Linked DNA regions of Mus musculus: all the other regions are linked to region 2. A link is a loop called in an ENCODE intact Hi-C map of the cell type or tissue named here. Cell type or tissue: heart. All regions are shown on one strand.

What was found. Hi-C counts contacts between places; a loop is a spot of excess contacts. Peaks named below come from ENCODE experiments on the same cell type or tissue, not always from the same donor. Only the 100,000 strongest peaks of a DNase experiment are listed, where the experiment ranks them.
Region 1: a loop joins it to region 2, with 2.5 times the contacts of the local background. A loop is called at or near these places in 2 of 42 quality-filtered maps.
Region 3: a loop joins it to region 2, with 2.5 times the contacts of the local background. A loop is called at or near these places in 4 of 42 quality-filtered maps.

The regions. Positions count from the first base shown.
Region 1 is chr7:123,367,830-123,375,829 of GRCm38, reverse strand. It overlaps Arhgap17 (Rho GTPase activating protein 17), which reads left to right and starts at 5,915. Exons shown (of 20, transcript NM_144529.2): 1 at 5,915-6,076. The coding sequence starts at 6,024. In heart, CTCF peaks have their summits at 4,182 and 5,446; a DNase peak (open chromatin) is centred at 5,839; H3K4me3 peaks cover 2,653 bases; H3K27ac peaks cover 2,236 bases.
Region 2 is chr7:122,966,563-122,974,562 of GRCm38, reverse strand. It overlaps Rbbp6 (retinoblastoma binding protein 6, ubiquitin ligase), which reads right to left and starts at 3,999. Exons shown (of 18, transcript NM_011247.2): 1 at 3,436-3,999. The coding sequence starts at 3,601. 4930413G21Rik (RIKEN cDNA 4930413G21 gene) reads left to right here and starts at 4,104. Exons shown (of 1, transcript NR_045614.1): 1 at 4,104-5,505. In heart, a CTCF peak has its summit at 4,641; DNase peaks (open chromatin) are centred at 4,152 and 4,702; H3K4me3 peaks cover 4,809 bases; H3K27ac peaks cover 2,490 bases.
Region 3 is chr7:123,123,965-123,131,964 of GRCm38, reverse strand. It overlaps Tnrc6a (trinucleotide repeat containing 6a), which reads right to left. Exons shown (of 24, transcript NM_144925.3): 1 at 7,633-8,000; 2 at 7,250-7,297. The coding sequence starts at 7,637. Among named protein-coding and RNA genes, the nearest start is that of Tnrc6a, 4.1 kb to the right of the region's middle. In heart, CTCF peaks have their summits at 3,778 (motif pointing left) and 4,455; a DNase peak (open chromatin) is centred at 7,834; H3K4me3 peaks cover 2,213 bases; H3K27ac peaks cover 1,307 bases.

The DNA.
Region 1 (8,000 bases), 400 kb before region 2:
AGTGCCACCCATAGTGCATGGGTATTCCTCCTTCAAATAATATTATCAGGAGAATGATCTATAGGCATCCTCAGGAGCCCATCTCCCAAGAAACTCTAGATTCTGCCAAGCTGGCATTTAACGCTAACCATCACAGGGAAATAACACATCTTTCCCTGAAGTAGTCCTCTGCAAAGCAACTCACAGGCTTAGCATCTTCATGTGGCACTCATTCTACACCCCCTGCGGGTGTCCATAGGTAACAAATATGTCAACAACAGGTTGTATGGGATGTCATCCCATAATGATCTGCCTCTCTGAATGACCCTTCAGTCACAATTAGCTTTATCTTGGAAGGGTCAGGCTACTCAGGGTACCTGAACAACTCGGACTGCCTTGAATAAGACCCTCCAACAAAAAGCTCTAGACTTTCTCCAAAATAAAATCGACAGGTACTCCTGTTGCTATCATCAGAGATCCCTTCAGTGACTTAGTGGTAACCATTCATGTTTTCTGGAGCTTCCAGGTGACCCAACATGATTATAAGTTGTCTATGGGATTCTAATGCAACGAATCACTTCTTTGGCCATGCACCCCTGCCATTAGAGTGGTATGCAGTCCCAAGTTTTATTTGGAATGCCAACTCTAACTGTATGAAAGTTCATCAAGTTTTAAACTTTGGGTCTGATTAATCTTTGTGCATGATGCTTTCATTTGCACATTTAAAAAAATATTAATAAAATTATAAACAAGGCACAAAAGTCAGCAAAACTGGCCAAAATCTGGGCAGCCACACGAGCATACATTTGGTGAGGTTTTTTTTTTTTCTTCTAAAGAACATTTAATTGGGGCTGGCTTGCAAGTGCAGAGATTCAGTCCAGTATCATCAAGGCAAGAACATGGCAGCATCTATGCATGTATGGTAAGAAAGGTCTGAGAGAACTACCTCTTCATCTTATGGCTGCTAATGGAAGACTAAATTTCAGGCAGCTAGGGGGATGGTCTTATAGCCCACACACGGAGTGACACACCTACTCCAAAAGGGCCACACTTTCTAATAGTGCCACTCACTGGACTGAGCATATACAAACCATAACATTCCATTCCCTGGCCCCCATAGGCTTGTTCAAACATATGAATCTATGGGGGCCATACCTAAACATAGCATAATGCAAAATACATTTTGTCCAACTTTCAAAGTCCCCATAGTCTATAGTAGTTTCAACAACATTAAAAGTCCAAAGTTCTAAGTCTCTTCTGAGATTCAACCAATAAATTAACAGTAATTCCCAAAGCAAGATAGGGAACCAGCTGGGCAAACTCCATACTCTGCATCTCCGTGGCTGATGTCAAAGCAGTGTTCAGATCTCTAACTCCTTTTTCACCTGTGTTGCCTGCTTTCTCCTGGGCTGGTTCCACTCCTTGTTTGCAGCAAGGAGTGTTGTTGCTTTCCTCAACAGATATCCCCCTGCTCCGGCATCTTTAATATCTTGGGGGCTCCAAGTCAACTTCATAGTTCTTGTTCCAATGTCTGGGATCCATACATGATCTTCTGGGCTCCTCCAAAGGGCTGCCATCACTTTTCCAGCTCTGCCCTAAACACAGTTTGACCCACTCTACTGCTGCTGCTGTTCTTGGTGATCATCCCATGGTACTGGCTTCTACAATATTGGGGTCTTCCACTACAACTAGTCTTCACCAATAACCTCTCATAGGCTCTCTTCATGGTGCCAAGCCTCAACTCCTTTGCATGACCCCTTCAATCCAGGGCCATAAGCTGCAACTGAAGCTGCACTTTCACCAATGGCCTTCCATAGCCTCTCACAGTGCCGAGCCTCAGCTGTTCTTCATAACCCCTTCATGCTTTCGAAACCAGTGCCACCTGAGTGATTCTTACACATTACCAAGTCCAGCTGCAGCATAAGGTACAACCTTGGTTGGCTATCTCTGGAATACAGCTCCTTTGTGCTCTCAGAAAACACTACCCAGAAGATTTCACCTCAGTGATGTTGGTCTCTTCTTTGTCACCACTAATTTCTTAGCTTCAGCTAACCAGCATCAATTGTTCCAGTAGTCTCCTCCTCTGGACAATCAAGTAAGAGACTCAGGACTGAAGCTGCTGAGTTCTCCTGCTTGCAGGAGCTGGAACATGGCCTCCTCATTCTACTACAATCACTGCACTTGGTGGTTCTTAAATGGCAAGTTTGTTGCTCACAGTTTTAGAGCCTGGGAAGTTCCTGCTCCTGTTTGGTGTCTGATGAGCTAAGTTCTTGCTGCTCAGGCTGTGCTCAATCAGAGACACATTCTCTTCATTTGCAAGTGGAGTGTCCTACTTGAACAATCAAATGATTGTTCTTTTCTTCCTTTTACGTTAGTTTCTATATCCAGATACTGGACATTTTCTACTTGAAAAACATCAGAATGTGTTTGAGTCTTGTCTTTTTTTTTATGTAGCTGAATTTTGATCTGTTCTACTTTGTTTTGTGAATTTTTTTTTTTTGAGAAAGGGTCTCATATAGTTCAGGCTGCTTTCTAATTCTGTATATAGCCAAGAGTAACTCTGAATTCACAACCCTTCTCTTTCTACCTTCCAATTGTTGGATCTGTATTACTATAGCCAATTTGTACAGTGCTGAGGATTGAGCCCAGAGCCCCAGGGATACTTGGCAAGCACTCTACCAACTGAGCTGCTTCTTGAATTTTCCCTGAAAAGAATTGGGAATAGGGAAGGTAGTTGTTTGCCTGTGTTGGTTTTTTAAATTAACCCCTGCCCGTCTCTTAAAAACTGAAGCAGGGACATCTTACACTGCTTTTTAGGTTCAGGAGTTTTCACTGATGTTGCTCTTTCTCCTTAAGCAGGTCTTTCTAACATGTGGCTGAGACTCAGTGGTTTGACACGTTAGACACACTATGTTGACACATAGTTCTGTGACAACATGTAGCATTTTAGGGTTAGCCACAGGCTTACCCTGCTCTGTTGTTCCCCAAGGTGTTCCATCTTTTCCAGGAAGTTCATCTGTGGATTCGAGGAATCTTTTCTCATCCTATGCTATAAGTGTTCTTGTTTTCTTTGGTGTATGCATTGAATTCCTTTGGAAACTCTGAACTTCCCTTAGGCTTTTCAGATTTCCCTTCTTCTTCCACGGAATCACTTTGGTCTACTGCACAAGCCTGTACTTTCAAAGGTCTACATCTAAGACTTTGTTTCTTTTGAATGGAAACAGAGACACATTCTTCCTATGTCAAACTCTATGTTACTTTCTATAGGGAATAATTTACTTAAATCTTTAACTGCATCTTCAAGTTCTTCAATTTTGGGGCTTGACTCTTCTTTTTGTTTGTAGGTAGGCCAGTTTTAAAAAATTAAGTGTGTGTGTGTGTGTGTGTGTATGTATGTGGTGGGTGTGGATGTGTGTGATGAGAGTAGGTTAGAGAATAACTTGCTGCAGTCAGGTCTCTGCTTCTACCATGCGAGTCCCAGGGATGGAAGTCAGTTTGTGAAGTTTGGCAGCTAGAACCCATCTTGCGCTCTAGACTGGTGTTTAGCATGGTCTGAGGTTTAGAGATTGGTGACTTTAATTCCTGAGCCACTTGGCTGAAACATGATTTCTAACTCTTCTGTCTTTGGTTCAGTGTCACTGAGGTTTTCTGGATGCCAGTGGTTGACAATTGAACTTGATGGTTGACAGTTCCCTGGCTTCTGTCCTGTTTAAGTTCTTTATGGTGGTAGACGCCACTTTCCACCTACTAGCTCTTCCTTCTACCCGGCAAGTCTGAGCAACACTCCATAAGGATCAGCTCCACACTCACGTCTTAAAACTTTGACTTGTCCATGTTGTGACCGAATTGACATTAAAATCCACGCCATCCACTTGGTAAGCTAGCGCATGACTGGTACAGGAACTGAATGAAGTCTGTACAGTGTTCCCTGATAGGATGACAACATCTGTTCTGCATTGTTCTTTTACTGCTTTCTGTAGCCCAGGCTGACCTGGAATTTGTGATCCTTCTGTGTCAGCCTCCTGAGTAGCTGGGTTTTCAGGCCTATGTCGCCACTGTCTAGTTTCATGGTAGCATCTGAATGTAGTGACTCAATGGCTGACTCAGGTTTGGCAAATGGTCTTGAAGTCCTGTCTGTCTTGCTTTAATAAATCTTGTTGGACGGGGTGCCACAAGCCTGTAATTCTAGCATTTGGCCGGTGGAGGCAGGAGGATCAGTAATTTAAGGCCATTCTCAGCTATGAGACTCCTCAAAAACAAAACAAAACAAAACAAAACAAAAACCCAAACCAAAACAAAGCCTTATTTCAACACTTCCTGTTGTAATTAATGTTGGTGACTTGCAGTTTGCTGCCTGACTTGAGGGTCCACACTTGTGTTGTAATCGCTACAGATTTTTAATTTTCTTGTTCTTTGAGCTCAAGATGCATCCTGCATTAGTTATTTTGCTCTCTGTTTTAAGAAAATGCAGGACAAGAAGCAATGTGAGGGAGGAAGGATTTAAACCAGCTTCCAGTTCTAGGAAGGGATGTTTACCATGATGGGGAAGGCACTGCAATAGACAGTTTTTTGAGGCAGCTCGCAGGAAGACCACACTGCCTCCACGTTCAGAAAGCAGAAGGAGACGAAAGCTCCTAACTCAGCTAGTTTTCTGCGGTCTGGGGCCACAGATGATGGAATGCTGTGGCCCACATTTAGAGTGGATCTTCCCACGTCAATTAACCTGATGTAGAAACTTCTTCACAGACACACACAGAGATTTGTTTCCAAGGTGATTCTAGATTCTGTCACGTTGACACTTTAAACCATCGCACAGCCTGTAAAGGATGCCTTAGCCCACGGGGCACAGGGAATGTTGTGTGGAGCCAAGGCTGCCAAGTCAGGAGGACATGGCTGCGGGTCATAAAACTAACTTGGCTCAGTTGGACGAAAGGGCTCAGCAATGCGAAATGATCCCACCAAGTTCCCCAGCCTGTTACTGTAGGGCTGGGAATCAGAACCTCGCGGTCATTTATGGCAGCGGGGACTCAGAGGCCCATCAGTGCAGGGGCCTAGGGAAGGCCAGTCTCCTTTGGCTGGGGAGTCTGGGGGTCCTCATCTGATTGACCCTACTCTTTTGGCCTTTCCCATGGACCAGTTCAAGTACTGAGGGCGCGGAGCTGGTTCACCCTATAGATCTGCTTCAGCTCACTCCTGCTAGGTTAGGATAAACCCTGGTCTGACCCGCCGCTATAGGTTAGGTCCACTCGCTCAGCTTAACCTCAGCTCGTTTCAGTTCGCCTTCACTTGACCGGGCATCACTCGTCTAGGACTACTATTCCGCTCGGCTTGGCCGGACTCTTCTCCCCCCAAACCCCTTCCCGGGCTGGCCTGACTCCGGGTCCGACTGGACAAGACCCCATCCCTGTGTTCCGCCTTGCCGGACCGGACCAGGATCTGCGAGGCTCACTTGCGTTCTAGTTGTCACCACTAGAGTAGGTAGCTAAGTTTGGCTCTGCTCGGCCCATCCTGCCCAGCTCTAATTCAGAACCGCTGTGTCCAGGTGCCGGGCTGGGGTAGTCTCCGCTCTTCTTAGCAGAGCCACTCTCGTCCGTCTCCGATTGGCTCAACTCCATTCCTCTCCGCTCACCGATTGGTTCGGCTCCACTCAAGTTCGCCCAGCTCTGCTCCGTCCAGCTACGCCTGACTTCTCCGGTTTCGGCCGGACCAAGCTCGGCTCCACCTATCTAGTTTCGACCCTGTTCGGCTCGGCTCTACCCACCTCGGCGCGGCCTCATTGGTCCCCGCCCTGAACCACTTAACTCCGCCCATGTTGGGTCCGTCCGCACCTGTTCCACCTCTCTGGTTTCGGCCTCTTTCGGCTAGGCTCGGCCCAACTCGTGGTAGGGGCGGGCGGCGACGCTGGAAGTGACGCGGCGAGGGGCGGGGCCGAATTGTAGCCTCCGTCACCGCCTCCGGGGCCGGGAAGCGATGTAGGTAGGACCCGCCAGACGGTCCCCAGTTCTCCTCCGCCCGCCTGCCGCGCCGCCACCGCCGCCGCCGCCATGAAGAAGCAATTCAACCGCATGAAGCAGCTGGCCAATCAGACTGTCGGCAGGCGAGTGCGCGGGTCGCGCCGGCGGGGGGCGCGCGGGGGGCGGGCCGGTCCTGCGCGCGAGGAGCCGGGGAGCGGGGAGAGCCGGGCGCGGCCCGGCCTTGGGCCCCGCGGGGCGGGGGTCTGCGCCTAGCTACGGCTTGGGCGCTGCCCATTGTCCTGGCCGGAGGAGCATCGTCCTCGGGAGACTCACGAGGGTCTTTACTCCTCCCTGTCCCCGCCAGCCGGAGCTCGCCGCCTGGTGCGAAAACTCCGTAAACTTGTGTGCCTCTCGCAGTGCCAGGCGCGCAGCTTTGGGGCCGGTGTTCTCAGGCTCTCCCCGCTGATCCGCTGTTGCAGCCTTCCTCCTAGAAGAGCTTGCTGGTCACTGGGAACCTAAGGGGTGTTAGGCTACTGTGGCTTGCCCAGTTAAGTTCAGCCCCCCTCCCCTCTGTGAAGGAATCGAGAACTGCAGTCTCAAAATCCAGGCTTTTGGGAGTTTGCTGTGAGTTCTTGAGGTCTAGAGGTTTGGAAAGCGAAAAGGATGCCTTTTCTCATCTCACCTTGGATGTGGTATTTTCTGACACTGAGTGAGTGCTTGACAAGAAACTGATTTTTTTTTTTTTTAATGAAAGAATACAGGAGGGACAGTAGATGAGTAGGCTGTAGAACAGGAACGATTTGCGGTTTTTAGAGCTTTCAGGAGGCTGTTGTCATGTGCTGTGCTATCTGGAACAAATATTTCAAGGTCTTGCAGGGCGGATAGCTTTGCCGAACCAATTTGCTGGTTATTCTGCACGAAGATAGATGGGTTTTTCACAGCTCTTGCTGTTACCCTCCTCCCTTAGCAGTTAAGGACAGTTTGGTTTGGTTGAAGCACGTGAGACACTTCTTTTTTTATGTGTACGAAAATACTTTTACTTCCTCTTGGGTTTTCTAAATTTGCTTTTTACAATGTTTCATTTCCCCCAACCTTTTGCTAAGTTTTGTTATTGAATTTCTAAAAAGAAAAATAGAAGGGAAGAAAAATCCCTCCATCATGTAATCTTGGTATCCTCTATCCAGACTCAGTCCCTGCCCCTTAAACCCACACATGCCTAGTTTTTTGTTGCGTGTAGAGTTAGAGAAAGACTAGGGTCAAGGCGAGTAATCCTAATGGCATGAACAAGAAATATGATGAGAAGTGATAATTTTCTTGTGAGTCTTGTACTCCTTGCAGATATGCATGGCAGAATCAAAACTTAGTGGCTGCCACAATGCCTTTGTTAGATTTGTTATTGATTAGGTTTCGTCCTGTGTGGGACAAGGGAAAGTTGCTGGTTTTATGCAAAGTCTTGAGAGCTTTCTGCCTTGAAAGCTGGTTAGGGTTTTGTGGGCCCCTGCTTCTCCTTAGTCTCTCTTCCTAGTTTTACATTCTGGCCAGACTTGCCCACTTTCAGTTCCCACAGGAGGCCTATGTTTCTTATATGTTAACCTCTTCCTGGAATTCCCATAAGCCTCTCTTACCACACCTGGCCGATAGATAACCTTTCATGCTCTTCACTTCTCTCAGTCTCCATGTCCTTAGAAGATCCTTGATGTCTTGGATGGGCACCGTCTTGAGGCCATGCGCTACCTGCTTTCTATCTTCAAACGTCCTCTTTACCTGCTCGTGTTGGCTATTTGAGCACCGGGAGAGTCTTTCCTATGAGTCTTGGATTCCCAGGGTCTGTGTGTGACTCCCATCCCAGGACAGATGACCTGTCAAAATTGTCAATTCTGGGACTCCAGCTTGTCCTGCATTGCCTGGTGCTGCGGAATTAAGTTTGGGAAAATATGAACAGGATGGAGTGGTAGTGATTCATACTGGGACAGTAATTCTGGCCCTGACCTTTGACTCTGTTTGAAAGTCTTTATTGCTGGATGCCAGGGGAAGCTGCAGCTATTACAGAGCTGTAAGGGTGTGGTA
Region 2 (8,000 bases):
CCCAAACTTAGGAGTGTCAAACATTTGGCTGTTTCTTTACGTTTAACAACCCTCAAGTGTATTCACAAAACTTTCAAAGACAACTTATTAGTTAGGTGGGGTAATGATAACATGCCTGTAATTCCAATACCCAGGCTGCTGAAGCAGGAGGATTGCAATTGAGTTCAAGGCTAACCTAGATTACATACAGCAAGATCTAGTTAGAACAAATGACAAATTAATTTGATCAACACACTGTACTACAGTAGTAAGGTCAGGTGCCCTAACGCCCTCAGATATAAGGTTCCTGCTGGCCAATTAGAGTATCTGGGGTTACAGGGTTCCTAAGCCCAAGCGTCCCTGACTTATAAATCCTTAACAAGTAGTTTCTTTAGATTCAAAAGGATTAGGGGCTGGAAATTTAGTTCAGTGATAGAGCACTTAACTTCACACCAGGAAGAAAAAACAAAAAAGCTTATCAGTGTATGTTTTGTCTAAAAACAGAGAAGTCATGGATAGAATGAAAAACAAGATGAATTTAAGGAACAGATAGAGTAAGGATAAAAACAAACAGAACCCCTTCATACTCAGCTTCCAAATCAACCAAGTTCAGTGTGAAATTTCCTGGACAGATAGAAGTCAATGTACTTTTGGTGGTGAGCCTAGCCTTCAAAAGTTTTCTTCAAAGACCATTTGGAATTCATTGTGAAATAAACACTCTAGAATCAAGCAGGATTAAGTCTAATTACCAAAAGTTCAGGGTTCTTGATACTGGATAGATTTCTATAGTTAAAGGAATGTTTTACAGAAACATGGTACATCAGTAACTTAAACTTCTAGACAATTTAAAAATTGTAAGTATTCTAACCATTTATTTTGCAACCTTTAATTCACTAGATGAGTCTAAACCAAGTAGAATTCTTATTCAACTGCCTTGTAAAACTTGGCCTATTTCTGTGCCTACAAGCATGCCTGCTGTCTGTGGAGCCAGAAGTCATCATCAGGGGCCCAGGGGACAGACGTTAAGAGTTTTGAGTTCCCCTGTGGGCACTGGGAACACAAATGGGGTCTTCTACAAGAATAATAAATCCTCTAAGGACTAAGCCATCTCTTCAGCTCCTTTCTGAACCCTACCAATACCCTCCCCTAACTGAGAAGAAAGCTCTCACAACTCTTCAATTAAGGGCAGCACAGAGAAGAAAGTGTGCTGTGAGGTGAAGACCTTCCCTGTATTTTAGGTTTCAGATTGTCGTCAGCTAGAAATAGAATGCAAAGTCACATGATGTCAATTTGTGGACAAGAATTTTTGAATCACAACTTACTCCAGTCAAAAAGCTGCCTTTAAATGTTGGTTGTCAGCAAGATGGAAAAAGCCTAGTTTCAAATGATTCAACTGTATGAATTGAAACCTGTGTAGATGATAATTAAGTGTCCAACATCCCCTAATTTCATTTATATCACCTTTCCTCTCATTCCTAAAGAAGCATTTTATAACAATGTAGCCAAAAATTCTTAAAAAGCCATGTGTTTTATAAAGTAAACTTTAACACTAAGGGCTGCCTTTGGTGGACTTAAGGTTTATTTCTTAGCTGCTTATATCATAAGCAACTTTTCCGCTTCCTAAGTAAAATTACCAAAAAATACAATTATCAAAATGGTACTTAAGGAAAACAGACAATATTCTTTTTTTTTTCTTTTTCTTTTTTTCTGAGACAGGGTTTCTCTGTGTAGCCCTGGCTGTCCTGGAACTCACTTTGTAGACTAGGCTGGCCTCCAACTCAGAAATCCGCTTGCCTCTGCCTCCCAAGTGCTGGGATTAAAGGCATGCGCTGCTGCTGCCGCCGCCACCACCACCACCACCACCACCACCACCGCCGCCCGGCGGACAATATTAGTATTATAATTTGCATGTCTGTACTACAAATGAAAAACTGGTCTTCTACCTGACAAGATTTAGTTGACCTACCACACTACAGACTATAGCGATGAGACCACACCCCAAAACCTCACCAAAAACCCTATCCCACACCTTTTATCAAATTTAGCTTGGTGGAACATGTCTTTGATACCAGCACTCAGGAGGCAGAGGCAAGCTGATCTGTGAGTCAGAGGCAAGCTGATCTGAGTCAGAGGCTAGCCTGATCTAAGTAGAGAAGGCCAAAAATTAAGACCATAACATAAATAAAACAACTCCATTTAGAACTCTCTTCTCACACTATCAATGAATGTTAGAAGTCTAACAGAGCCCATCCCATGAGCATTACTACCCTGAGAAAAAGAAAGCAAAACAAGTTTAGAGTCAGAGAAGACTGTGACATTGCCACCATTCAAGTCCCAGTACTATGATGTTTTCAGGGGTGGTGGTGCACCCCTTTGATTTCAGCACTCAAAGGCAGCAAGTCCCAGTACTATGATGTTTTCAGGGGTGGTGGTGCACCCCTTTGATTTCAGCACTCAAAGGCAGAGGCAAGAGATCCGAGTTCAAGGTGGCGCAACACCTTTAATCCCAGCACTAGAGAGGCAGAAGCAGGTGGATCCGAGTTCCAGGGCAGTCAGGACTACACAGAGAAACTATCAGAGAGACAGACAGACAGATGGGACCTAGACCCAATTACTTTTAAAATGAAGAGCTCAAATTTTATAACCAGTGGCTTACTTACATTCACACATGGTAGCATTCTTTTTAGAAAAACACACACACATATATTTTGGTGGTGTCGGATGAAGAGCCCAGGGCCTTGCACTTTGAAACTTTTCTGAACTGCTTAACAGTTAAGTGTGGTCTAACACCTGCATTCCCCACACTTGGGAAGCTCAAAAGGGGTTGTTGGGGTTGGAGGCCAGTCTGGGCTACAGAATATAACTTTTGAGTAAATATCACTAATTCTGGAATTACACCTCAGAGTGTTCACCTCAGAACATTTTTTTAAATACAAAACCAATTCCAGCACTAACTAAATCCTCAAAAATACCTTTTCTACAAGCAACCCCGTATAAATAAATAAAAGGCCAGTGGACAATTGCTATCAGCTTCAAAACGCTGCTAGATTAGCCAACAAGTTATATCTACTGCTGCTTTAACCAATAGGAAACCTTACACAGGCTTTCCTCTCCTGATGGAAAAACAAGTTAGGGAAAGGCCACAAGGCAAACACCCAACAGACTCAGGTAGCAACCCTTTTCTCTTTTCAACCCAATCCCACTGTTTAAAAAACTTTAATTAAGGAGGAGGTGGGGCCCCATTTTGAAAACCAGCCTGCTAGGTAAGACAGATCCCAGCATTCAGAAGGCCAGTTAAACTCCAAGGTCGGGTGCTGCAATCCTTGGCTATCAATGAAACTCTGTGTATGACAACGGGTAAGAATGGAGTTCAAGCCTGAAACAAGAAACTTAAAATACCAACCTTGACGCCCCCCCCTCCCCCCAATAAATATCTGCGGCCCGTGTGCCTCTTACCTTCTTTCGTCTGTGCGTTGGTGATCTGCAGATCGCTATCGGCAGCTTTCAGCTTTTCTCTCCCCATAATCTGCTTCTTTAAATCGCAGAGGGAGATATGGAGCCCATCAAAAGTGACGGTGTCGTAGTTGAGTTTAGAGGAAAATTTATAGTGCACACAGGACATTGTGGCAAAAGATTCCTAAGGTTCAGCGAGGAGACGTGGACACTCTCAATATATGTATATTTATAAACTTAAGAGCAAAATATGTACACACACAAAACACTCAAAAGACAACGAAGGACCCTAAGGCCTCAGATTAAATACCCCCCCAACCACAAGCGGGGGTCCGTGAGAACAATAATCCGGAACCCCCCGTACTCAGAATCGCTTCATGAGGGAGGAGCAAGACAGGAAAGGGGGCAATCGAGGATCCGCCAACCGGCACAATGTCACCCGGCTGGGTCCCACTCGCTCATGCTAAGGGCCGGCAGGAGACGGGGGCAGGCGGTGCAGTCAGTAGCGGTCAGTCCACACGTTAGAGTCCGAATGACCCCGCGGGGTCAGGGGTCCATAGCGGCCGCACCTCCCGGCTAGTCTCTCTCCGTGGATGGGGGTGACCCAGGCCCCGGGAGAAGGTTGCGGGGAGAGGGCCTAGGCCCGGAGTCCACGAGCGGCCTCTCGCCTCCTCCCGGCTTCCGGACGACCGGCGTCGGCGTCCCCAGGCCCAGGCCCCCACCGCACACACACCCTGGCGCCTGCTCCCCGGAGGCCACGAGCGGCCCGCGGCCTAGGCCGAGATCGCGCGGTCGGCGGAGGAGAGGCCTTCCAGCGGCCGCCCGGTTCGGCTCCGCCTCCCCCCCGCCGCCGCCTGACACAAAGCCGGTGCGGGGCCCAGCTAGGCCGCGAGGCCCTTCCTCACCACCCCGGGCCCCGGAAGGCGGCTTCGTTGGCCCCGGGGACACCACCGAGGCTGCCCGACTCTTCCTCTTGCTGCTCCTCGCGCTGCTCCCGCTCCTGTCGCCTCTGAGCCCACGACCGCGTCGGGAAGCCCGGAAACGGTCGGGCGGCGGCGAGGGCGTCGCTGGATTCCCTCTTTATTATTATTATTTTTTTTTTGTTCTGCCCCCCCAACCCCGGGCGCTCTCCGGCCCGCACCCTGCGCCGACGACACCTCCGCGCCAGGCACTATGGCGGACGCGGCCTGGCTTCGGGCGAGCGCCCCCACTCCGGGGTCTCTTAAGCAGGGACTGCACGGGCGGCGCACGCGAGGCGGGGCTTGGGCGTGCGCCGATAGGCGGGCCGGGGGCGGGGCCGTCTGCGTCACAAAGCGCACCGGCCCGCCCACGTGACCCGGCGCTTTGTGACTTGCGGCGTGGAACCTGAGGCTACGCGGAGAACAGGAGAAACTACGTGGGTCCGCAGAGAGGGGGAGGCGGACCGTCCCACCGGGCGGGTCTGGAAGGGGCGCTTAAGCGGCGGAGGCCCCAAAGTGCGGAGGGGGTGAACCGCGAATTCCACCCACGCACGAGTCTCATCACTGTGATGGCTGCTCACCAACTCCTCTCCTAACAGACTGTATACCCTGAGCTCTTCCAAAGCTGCTGGTGAGAATGGACCATCATCACCACCAGCAGCATCTTAAGAGCTGTGTCCGACTCTTACCTTGTACTAGGCACCGCGTTGACCGCTGATGTTTGCAAATTCTGGAGCCCAGTCTCCTAGGTCGGAAGTAACTCCGTTCTCCCAAAGACGCTGTCAGAGAATAAAGAATTAAATCCATGAGTATATTTCAATATTTAAGACCATGCCTGGCATATCTGTGCCTCAATACAGGGGGCCTAATAAATGTCAAATAAACAACAGCAAAAAAATATCTCCAATTTATAAGATAGAAACCTAAAGCCAACAGCCGTGCATTTTTCGAGTTTTCAAAGAAGGGAATGCTTGCTGGGTTGCAGGGTCCTCATTCCATTTTAAATTACAAAGTCCCTTAGGAGGGTTGGCATTCTTTTTCTCTTGTGGCATACGGGACATATTGCATTTATAAATTCATAAATAATAAAAATTAAAACTGTACAATTACTATCATTTACAGTGTCCAATGTCCAGCCTCTGAATTTTACAGGCTAGGCTCAAGGAAGTTCAGCAACTGAGAACAAAATCATACATCCAAGAGGTGGCAGAGTTTTCAGAAACTTCCTGAATGCTAACGCCCCAGATTCTGACTTGGTTTAAGTCAATCATCTTGTCAGAAACGCCTTCCTAAGGCCATCTTATTAAGATAGTCATCGATTTTGGCCTTTATTTTCTTCTTAACTGCAAGGAATATACCTGTTTGTTCTTCTGTTGTTTTTTTTTTTATTATTAATTTTCTTGTTTGGTTTTGGTTTTTGGTTTTTCCAGACAGGGTTTCTCTGTATAGCCTCAGCTGTCCTGGAGCTCACTCTGTAGACCAGGCTGGCCTCGAACTCAGATATCTGCCTGACTCTGCGTCCCAAGTGCTGGGATTAAAGGTATGTGCCACTACTGCCCGGCTTATTAATTATTTTTTTGCTTGTTTGTTCTGAGGTTTCACTATGTAGCCCAGACTGGTCTTGAACTCACAATCTTCTTACCTCAATTTCCAGAGTGCCAGAGCCGGGCAGTGGTAGTGCATGCCTTTAATCCCAGCACTTGGGACGCAGAGGCAGGCGGATTTCTGAGTTCAAGGCCAGCCTGATCTACAAAGTGAGTTCCAGGGCAGCCAAGGCTATACAGAGAAACCCTGTCTTTAAAAAAAAACCAAAACAAAAACAAAAAAACAGAGTGCCAGTGTTACTGGGTTTTTGTTGGTTGGATGATCTTTCCCATTCTCTCAGCTAAGAGCATGAAATTTACCCCGATTTTTGTGACATTCCTAAGTCTTGAAAGAGTATTTGGACACTGTAGGTACATTTTGATGTTATCTATAGAAATACCATGGCAATGTTAGCTAACCATCAGAGATAACCCCAGAGACAGAAACACAGCTTAAATAAGTCACTTATAGATTAATTTTTATGTGATTAGTTTCTCCCTCTTTTCTTCGGTAATTCAAAATTTCTTTCTCTATGGTCTAGGGTGACTTTCTTAAAAACCCGGGTGACTGTCAGGCATGTTGGTACCCAAGCATTTGAGAGGCACAGGCAGACTGATCTTGGTAAATTCCAGAGCATCCTGGAATAGGCCAACCAGAGCTACAGAGTGAGACCCTGTCTCAAAAAACAAAAAACAAAAAAACAAAAACAAGAACAAAAAAACCTGAATGAAAGAGGACAGAGTTGCAGAAGAAGGAACTAGGGAACTAGTTCGTCTTTGGTAAGAGAGAGGGGTCTTTGGTGAGTGTGGTAAGAATTACAATTCCTGGGGCTGGTGAGATGGCTCAGTGGGTTAGAGCACCCGACTGCTCTTCCGAAGGTGCAGAGTTCAAATCCCAGCAACCACATGGTGGCTCACAACCATCCGTAACAAGATCTGACCCCCTCTTCTGGAGTGTCTGAAGACAGCTACAATGTACTTACATATAATAAATAAATAAACAAATAAATAAATAAAAAAATCTTTAAAGAAAAAAAAATTAAAAAAAAAAAAAAGAATTACAACTCCTCACCATAGTTAATTCCTTTACCAAATCCAACACCTGATCCCTGGGCCACACCCTGAGGTATCAGAATCTAATCAGAGGAGGAATTTGTGTCTCGGAATCATGCAGTAGGATATGCCGAAGCTCTTCTTATTCTTCCTCAGAGACTTTGTTTTCTGGAGGTTCAGACACACTGAGGAGTAAGCATTCGGGTACCACAGAAATGCCCTCTTTTCATAGACGTTTGTTTGTTTGTTTACCATTTTGCTTTAGTGTGGTAATTTGCTACAATTGAGGAACTAGTATCACTCTATTGTTATTAGCTGAAGTCCATAATTTACAACACAGTTCACTCTGCTTTAAACAGGCTATGTTTTTTGTTTTGTATAAAGAATTTTGTTTTGTATATAGGGCCTCCTTCATGAGGAGTTGGCATTCTTACACTGAGTTACATCGGCAGCTCTGATGCTCGCCTCCCTACCAACCTCAAACTCCTGCAGTTACTTACCTTTTTTTGTTTGGTTGGTTTTTTGAGACAAGGTTTCTCTGTATACCCCTGGCTGTCCTGGAACTCACTTTGTAGACCAGGCTGGCCTCGAACTCAGAAATCCGCCTGCCTCTGCCTCCCAAGTGCTGGGATTAAAGGCGTGGGCGCAACCACGCCTGGCAGTTACTCATGTTTTTATTGGTCTCATAGTTTGGCCTTTTCCAAAACGTGACATAATGAGAATCACACAGTATCCAACCTTTTCAGTGGAATATATTGTCCAAAAAAGTGGGGAAAGGGGGATGGGCTGGGAACATGGGTCAATGGTAGAGTACTACTTGCTTCAGTGCTGCCTTTGAGTCTATTCCCAGCAACACAAAAACACTTTGTTACAAGTTTTTCAGTCTTTGTTTTTGAGACAGAGTCTCGTGCAGCCCAGGTTATTCTTCAGCTTGTTTTTGTGGAGCTACTGATGGATGACCTTGAACTTTTTG
Region 3 (8,000 bases), 160 kb before region 2:
CAGTGAAAACAACTGAAATGCCTACTAAATGATTCGGAGATAAATAAAGTAGCACAGTGCTGAAGTATGGCTTAGTAGTGCAGCACACACTTGGCATTTATTTGAAGCACTGGGTTCAATTCCTGGCAATACAAACAAAAATAAATCACATATTTATGCAAATGCAAGATGGCAAATCTGTGCAGTGGGATGGGATCTTTCACCCATTAAAAGGAATGAAGTGCTTACAATGAATCAATACAAGTAAAGCTTGAAAATACAGTAAGATAGACACAAACACTAAAGAATTCTATTGCATGATTCCATAGTTATGTGGCGCACGCCTTTAATCCCAGCACTTGGGAGGCAGAGGCAGGCGAATTTCTGAGTTCGAGGCCAGCCTGGTCTACAAAATGAGTTCCAGGACAGCCAGGGTTATACAGAGAAAACCTGCCTCAGAAAAAAAAAAAAAAAAAAAAAGAAATGCTCAAAACAGAAAATCAATCAGTGAAGGGCAGGAGCTGGAAGGCAGGCTAAATGACCAGTGACTGCTAAATAGTTGGTGTTTGGAATATGAGCATAAACTCACTCTGAAATCAGAGGTGATGAATGTACAGGTCACACACTTCACATGCATGGAGATTTGATCTTAATAAAGATATTACTAAAAAGCTGAGTCTGTGCCCATAGTCTCAACACTCAGGCAGGGACAGTGAGTGAGTTCAAGACCAGTCAGTAGGGACTCGGTGATGGGGGGAGGCCCTTCAGAGGAATTTGAGAATAGATGAAAAGCAGGACAGTACTGAACAGTTTAAGCTCTGGTTTCATAGTCACTGAGGAACAAGTTTCCAGTAGTTGCCTTACAACTGTGGCCTGAAATACTAACCTACAGGAATACCAAGAATATTCACATGTCCCTTTCCATTTTTATACTTTTTGTGACAAGGTCTCATCAAGCAGGTGACCTTGAACCTGTATGTAGCTAAAGATAACCTTGAATTTGGGTCCCCATTGCTTCTACCTCAGAAGAGCTGAGGTGCACCCCACTGGAGAAGGGACCCAAAAGAGCCAAATGAGCAAGCAACCTGCCACATTCCCACTAAGTCTCATGTACACACCTCACACCTGCTTGAGGATTCAGCGAGAATGCATTTCTCTTGCACCCTTCTGTTACAGCAGTTAACAACAGGCATGCTACAATGCTCTTAAGATCAGTGTATATTTAGGCAGCAGGCAGCACCAGCTTTCCTTCTGCTAGCCCACAAATGTGTTTCTTGGGGAACAGAGACACAGGAGAAAGAAGGGGCTAAAGTCAACAAAACACATCAGTATAAAAAACACCCAGCATCACTGCAGCACACTACCCAGTAAATGCTATCAGACTTACAATTCATTAGCAAGAGCAGCAAAACAAGTGGGCTGGCTCAGGCTTGTTTGTTATTATACAAAATCCAATCAACTGCTGTTGGCAGAAAATATTTTTTAAGGTTCAAAGTATAAACGTTTTTCAACTAGGTTTCAATTGGTTTTGAACATTCCTTTAAAATGGGAAGCTGAGTCATTGTGATCTAACACTACTGCCTTACTGCCGAAAATGCAAATGTTTCTCCCTGGTTACAAGAAAGGAAATGCTAGGATTTCTGCTGCCTAGCCAACTCAAAACAGGATGCAAAAGATGCTTCAAGTAAGATGTCTTAAATAGGACTGTTAACTATATTTATGTTTGTGGCCATCCTTTTAAAACTAAAAGAAAGCCTGCCTCAGGTCCATTTTACTCTCTTCAATCTCAGTTTAACTCTTCTGACAGCCACTCTAACACACACCAAATCTTTGAAAGTCTGATAAATACCTTATCCCGTTAGGTTCTGGGTTGATTTTATGCTTTGTTTTGTTTAAACACATATTCAATTTTTCAAAGTACTTCTTTTCACCTGTGGTTCCTTATAACTCAGCATAATTGCCTTATCTAGAGCCACAAGACCAAACTAGCTTAAACAGCAGGCATGGTGTCGCAGTTCATAATCTCTGAGCTGGGAACTGTAAGGCAGGAGAATCCCAAATTTCAGGTCAAGCTAATATAGTAAGAATGTCTCAAAAGCAAAACAAACACAAAGCCAGAATACACATTACAAACATAACCAATGTTTCATTTTCTTACCAAGTTTATTTGAGCATCACTAATCAAGGTTGAAAACAACTTTTATGTCCATCAATAAGAAAGCTATCTTCAAAATAACACTTTAAAAGGTAGCAATCACCACCTTCAAATTTAAAGTGGATTTGCAATTTTTGTAAATTTAATAATACTCTGAGTTTCAGTTTAAACTACGTAGCATTTCCTAACATGCAGGAACACTAAGTAGGCCAGCGTCAAGTGCAAGAGCTGAATAAGCCTCAGAAAGAGTAAGAAGTCTGGATCGGATCACCCTGAGGGGACGGACGCTACACACTCCATGTGTGGTCGCCGACCGTCATGCACAAGAGGCTCTGTACTGCATGAACATACTTCTGTATTTGGGGTCTGGGGTATAAATGATAAAACAAACATAGTAACATACTCCTAAGAAGCGGTGCTACACTCGTTTTGGTGCTTTGTTTAAGATTAGAAATGACTTTTTGTTAAGACTAACTTTATTTTTAATTATGTTTGTATGTGCATGTGTGAGTGCAAGCACCCATGGAGTCTAAAAGAGGATATCAGATCCCCCAGAACTGGAGTTACAGCTGCTTGGGAACCAGCCAATGTGGGTGCTGAACTTGAATGGAACTTGGGTCCTCTGCAAGTGCAACAAGAGCTCTTAACTGCCTACTCATCTCTTCAGCCCACAAGTGAAAAATAGAAGATGGATTTTCCTTGGAGTGAGATTAGTTCAGACTGAATGGCATATATGTAACATACCCTGTTTTAGTATTTCCAATCATGGGCAAAATTCCTGGGGTTGTCATAAAATAAAACTACAAAAGACTTTGTCTTTCAAGTTATACTTTCAGATATATTTGATATGCCAAAATTCAAAACTATTTTTATGATGTTTAGATTCAAATTTCCAGAGTATTCTCAGTTTCAAGTTCACAGCCTGCATTTTTTAATAGCAACTAATTTGCTACATAATCTCTAAATTAAGCTAGGAAGAAGCCTATCCTGCAAGCTACATCAGAGGAAGCAACAGAAAAGTCTAACAAAATTAGGATGATGGCAAGAAGAGACAACCCTATCTAGAGACGTATACCCTGGCCACTCCTATTATCCTGGGTTTCCTGCGACACTGCCTCTGCTCCAGACACTCATGGTTCAAACAAAAGTTTCCCACATTAGATGCTATTTGGTTTACAGCATCTTTAATATTTGTTGTACAATGGCCATTTAACAGTTGACTTGGGAGCTGGGATCAGTATCACAAATTATGTTAACTTCTACTTATACAACATACCTAAATTATAGGAATCATTAGAATGTGCATGAAAAAACTGACATCATTGTTGTTTTTGGAAAGAAAGCAGAAACATGTTATATCTTATCTAATGGGTAGTAAAAAACACTTGAATTGGAGAAGGCTTGTTGGAATCCCAGCTCTCTCATTTGAAGACTGTCTCTCAATCAGAATTTTCTCACTTGAAAAAAATGATACCAGCTGATATCTACCTTAAGGTCCAGCTCTGAATATTCAGTAATTTTGTAGCTTAGCCTCTAAAAATACTTTCAAAAATTACAACAGTTGGGGACTGGAGGGATGGCTCCTCAGTTAAGAGCACTGGCTGCAGTTCAAATTCCAGCAGCCACACGGCAGTTTAAACAACCTGTAACACCACTTCCAGAGGATCTGACACCCTCTTCTGGCTTCCAATGAGTACCAATTGTACACTGGGACCAATGTGTGCACTGATATTCCTGCAGGCAAAACACTCATACAGACAAACTTATTTTTTTAGAAGTTGTTTTGCATCAACTAAATTGTACTAGTTAATGGAAGGTTTCTGTTTCCCCTCTAAACTGGCAATTTTTACCAATATTGTTTCTCCTCATACAAACTTCTATTTTACTCTGAGACTGGGTCGATCTCTCCTTTATCCTAAATGGAGAATCTTAGCTATGTGAACTCCTCTCACAACTAACCTACTTTGAAATGCCAGGATCCGCTCATACTTACTTTTCTCTACCAACACTTTCATGCAAATCCTTATCAGCTTTCACCTAGAGAACTACTGCCAACAATTATACCTGGTCACAATCTCCAGCCTTAAAGAGTTTCCTATCACAGTGCTATCCTACCAGGAGGTGGGCAGTGGCTCCTTAGACTATGTATATAAGTTTTCAGCCTTAGAGTAAAAGACCTCCACACACCATGTCTTAAGACTGTCTGGTTAACTGCTTGCTATCTCTGCACACAAAATCCCTGTGTGCTTACTAGGTTTGAGTCTTTTCTTCCTTAGTCCACTCCAGTGGCAGTCACCCTCATCTAAGCATTACAGCTCCCTCTCTTGAATGTTCATGGTACTGACAGAACGAGGCAATTCTAAAGGCCAACAATTAATTTAAAAAGCTAGCTAAATGCATCCCTCATGCCACTGTGTTTGACACCTGGCACTGCCTTGGTAAGGACTTGCTACTTACCACAGAAAAGAAGAATGCCAGCCCAACTCTGGCCCACACAGAACAGAGCTTCTAAGCTAGACACACACACACTAGTGTTCGCTGGGCTTCCATGATACAAAAAGATTCCTGATGAATTATTTACATATTTAGAACTTTTCATATTCAAACCCTGAACCAAGATCTCCAACAATGCTATCCACATCCCTACCTTCCATTCCCGATGGACCTTTCTCAGAAACTGAAAACATGCTGATCATTACAAATACTGAGTAGAGGGTACTCCTGGTAACAGTGGACATCCTGCACTATAAAAGACAGTCTTCAAATAATTAATTAGCTGGTCCAAAATGTGTCCATGGTGAGAAACTCCAAGATAAGCATACTGCATGCAGTTGTAGGTTCTATTTCCTAAAAGAAATTTTGCAGTTTTTCAAAGTGCAGCACCTTACCTTCAGTAAAGAGTTTAAACACAGCATGAAAACTGATGGCTCCTGAAATTACTAACGGTCAGACTTTAAACTCAGCACATACCTCAAGCCTCTTATATGTAAAGCACAAGAACTAAGAACACCTAGTTCACCCAGACACTCAAGAATAAGGAGGTATACAAAGTCTTTAGATGGGTATACCAGGCAGATGATACTGGTTCCCAGAAAATACTCAGTTTACTAGGGTGAATACTACCAACCATGACTTCCTGAGCAGGGTAGTAATGGATAAAGAGTGATACTTTCAAACTCGGGAAAAATAAAGCAGGTGCCCATCTAATCTAATCTAATCTAATCTAATCACCTTCCTCCTACTCAAAGCACCTTAACTTTAAACAAAAAGAACTGGTCCCACCTCACTGGACGTTCTGCCTTAAACTGTTTATATATTTCTTTTTCATACCTAATGATCTTATGAATGAATCTCCTCAAGCAGGAGAATGAAATGACATCTCCTCTCGACCCTTCCATCAACTACCTTGTACCACCGTTATTTAAGTATATATGAGAGCTCTCCCACCTAATTGTACATGCCCTCTGTGGACACTGACCTAAGGGGGTCTAACAGACCTTAGTAACTAAGATGGCCCAAGCCTCTCGTTTCATAGATTAGACAGAGGCTAAGTGACCTGCCAAGAGTCAAGGTCATTTTAAGTGGCAGAGCTGGAATTCAAACGAGGCCAAGAGAAGAGATTCCAAGTTCTGTCCAATCATAATGAAGTGGAAAATCATGCTTGTGTTACAATGTTTACCTAAATTCTAGGTACCCTCACAGAAAAATTGAAAGGAGAAAAAGATCCAAAACCTATACTATTACTAAAAATTACATCTCAATAATTCAATCTATTTCGTTCGGTTCTGTATCTTATTCTTTCTTTCCTGCTTTTCACAATATAACTTGTTTAAACATCCAGCTGACATTTAGCCACTGGTATCAGCTCTTAAGGTCCCTTTAAATGATTCCATAATTATTTAGAGTTCCAGAAAAACCCCTTAATGGGTAAGCCAATACTGTTTCTTTGCCAAGAGAACAGATTCTGTAACAGTCACCCCAACAGATTAACATTTATAAAATCAAAAAGCCAGAAATTTGGAACAATTAATTCTACATGGTGAAAAATACTTGTGCAATTACAAGTGTGCTAATAACCCCAACATAAGCCTAGAACTTCCAGTAAACAAACGTAAGCCATATTAAGACCTAAAACAAATGGAAGTTGTTTTTACTGTATTAATCTGTAAGTTTCTGAGTGTCTAAATATGATGCAAAAACAAATAGGTAAAGGAAAAGTCTGTTTAAACGTGGATCTGAAAACGGGTCAAGTATAGTACAATTCTCTGATAATTTAGAAATTACAGCTCAATAGAACTAAACGTTTTCCAGAAATGCATTACTTCGGGGTAGGAGACAAAAAAACAAACAAACAAACAAAACCTAACCAAACAAACAAACAAAAAAAAACCCCACTTCTCTTTTGAGGTAGTATTTGATGCTTACCAGTTACCAGTGCAAAAGCACTCAGACCCAGCAGAAGTGATAATCACTTACTGGTAACAATTTTTAATTACTTTCCCAACTGATAAAAAGAGCACACACTGAACACAGACTAAAATGTAGTTTCAAAGGAAAACAAAACGCAGTTTATGCTTCATGAAGTTCAAGGACAAAACTGTTTCCAATGCAACAGAATCCGCCTGACTACAATGTGCAGAGACAGAGAGGAAAAAATGTGAACACATAGTATCTTTTTATAAAGGCAACAATTTAGCTACAAAGTAATAACGGGGAAGCCAAAACAGTTTGACAGCCCGCCATAAGGGCCGCCTCAATCATGAGTCACACAATGCCTGCAACCATTTACAATAGTAATTAATGCACAAGTCCCCTAATTAAATTCTAAAAGGGTGAGAATGCTTTAACTAAGTTTACAAGAACTGCCTTTTGCTTTTCTTTTTAAGAACGAACACACTCGTAATTACGCGTCTCCCTGCAATGCCCCCCCCATGCAATATTCCCTGAGGCCGTTTCTCCCGAATGTCTGTTCCGTGAGTGCGAAAGCAAATGACACGGGGTTGGGGGGTGGGGGTGGAGGTTGGGGGGGGGGGGTCCGTAAACCCAGGAAGAGCGAAGCAGAGTGGAAACACACGATTATAAAGGGGCGGGAGACCGAAGGCTCGCCCATCTTACCTGCTAAGATTTCTCTCTACGTCTTTGGTAGCTTTAGCTTCCAATTCTCTGAAATAGCAAACAAAAACAAACACAAAAAAAAAAAAAAAACGGGGGGAGGGGATGCGCGTGAAAACGGAGCTGCTGCGGCAGAGCGCCCGCGCGGTGGGGGAGGGGCGGGGCTGCGGGCTGCAGCGCTGCGGGCCGCCGAGCCCAGGGCGACCGAGCCCAGAGCCGTAGCCCGCGCCGGACCAAGCTTCCCGGACCGCCCGGGACTCCCGCCCACGCCCGCGTCCCCCCGGGGACTGCCCCGCGCCGCCGCCCATCAGCCCGAGGGGGTCCTGCGGCAGCGCCGGAGGCTGGCTCCTGGCCCCCCGAGCGAGCCTCCCCTCCGGTCCGCTCACCTCATGTGTGTAAAGTGCACTAGCGCGTGAGGCGCGGGGAACGAGGCTCGCGAGCCTCAAGCCCTCCGCAGCGCCGCGGGGACAGGCCCGAGCCGCTGCACCAGCGCCATTTTCTACACCGTCCCGCTGCCGCCGCCGCCGCCGCCGCCACCGCTGCCGCCGCAGGCCCCAGACCGGAAGTGAATGCCCCACTCGCAACCCCTTCCGGGGGCGCCGTGGCCCGGGAGCCCCAAGATGGAGGTCCTAGCAACTAGGCCTGCCGGACGAGGCAGCCACTTGACAACTGTCTGACGCGTCCAGGACTTCGCCGGAGCTGTCGGGGAACTCCGAGGTTCCCCACGAGCGGCTCTGGGGCCTGGCAAGAGCGG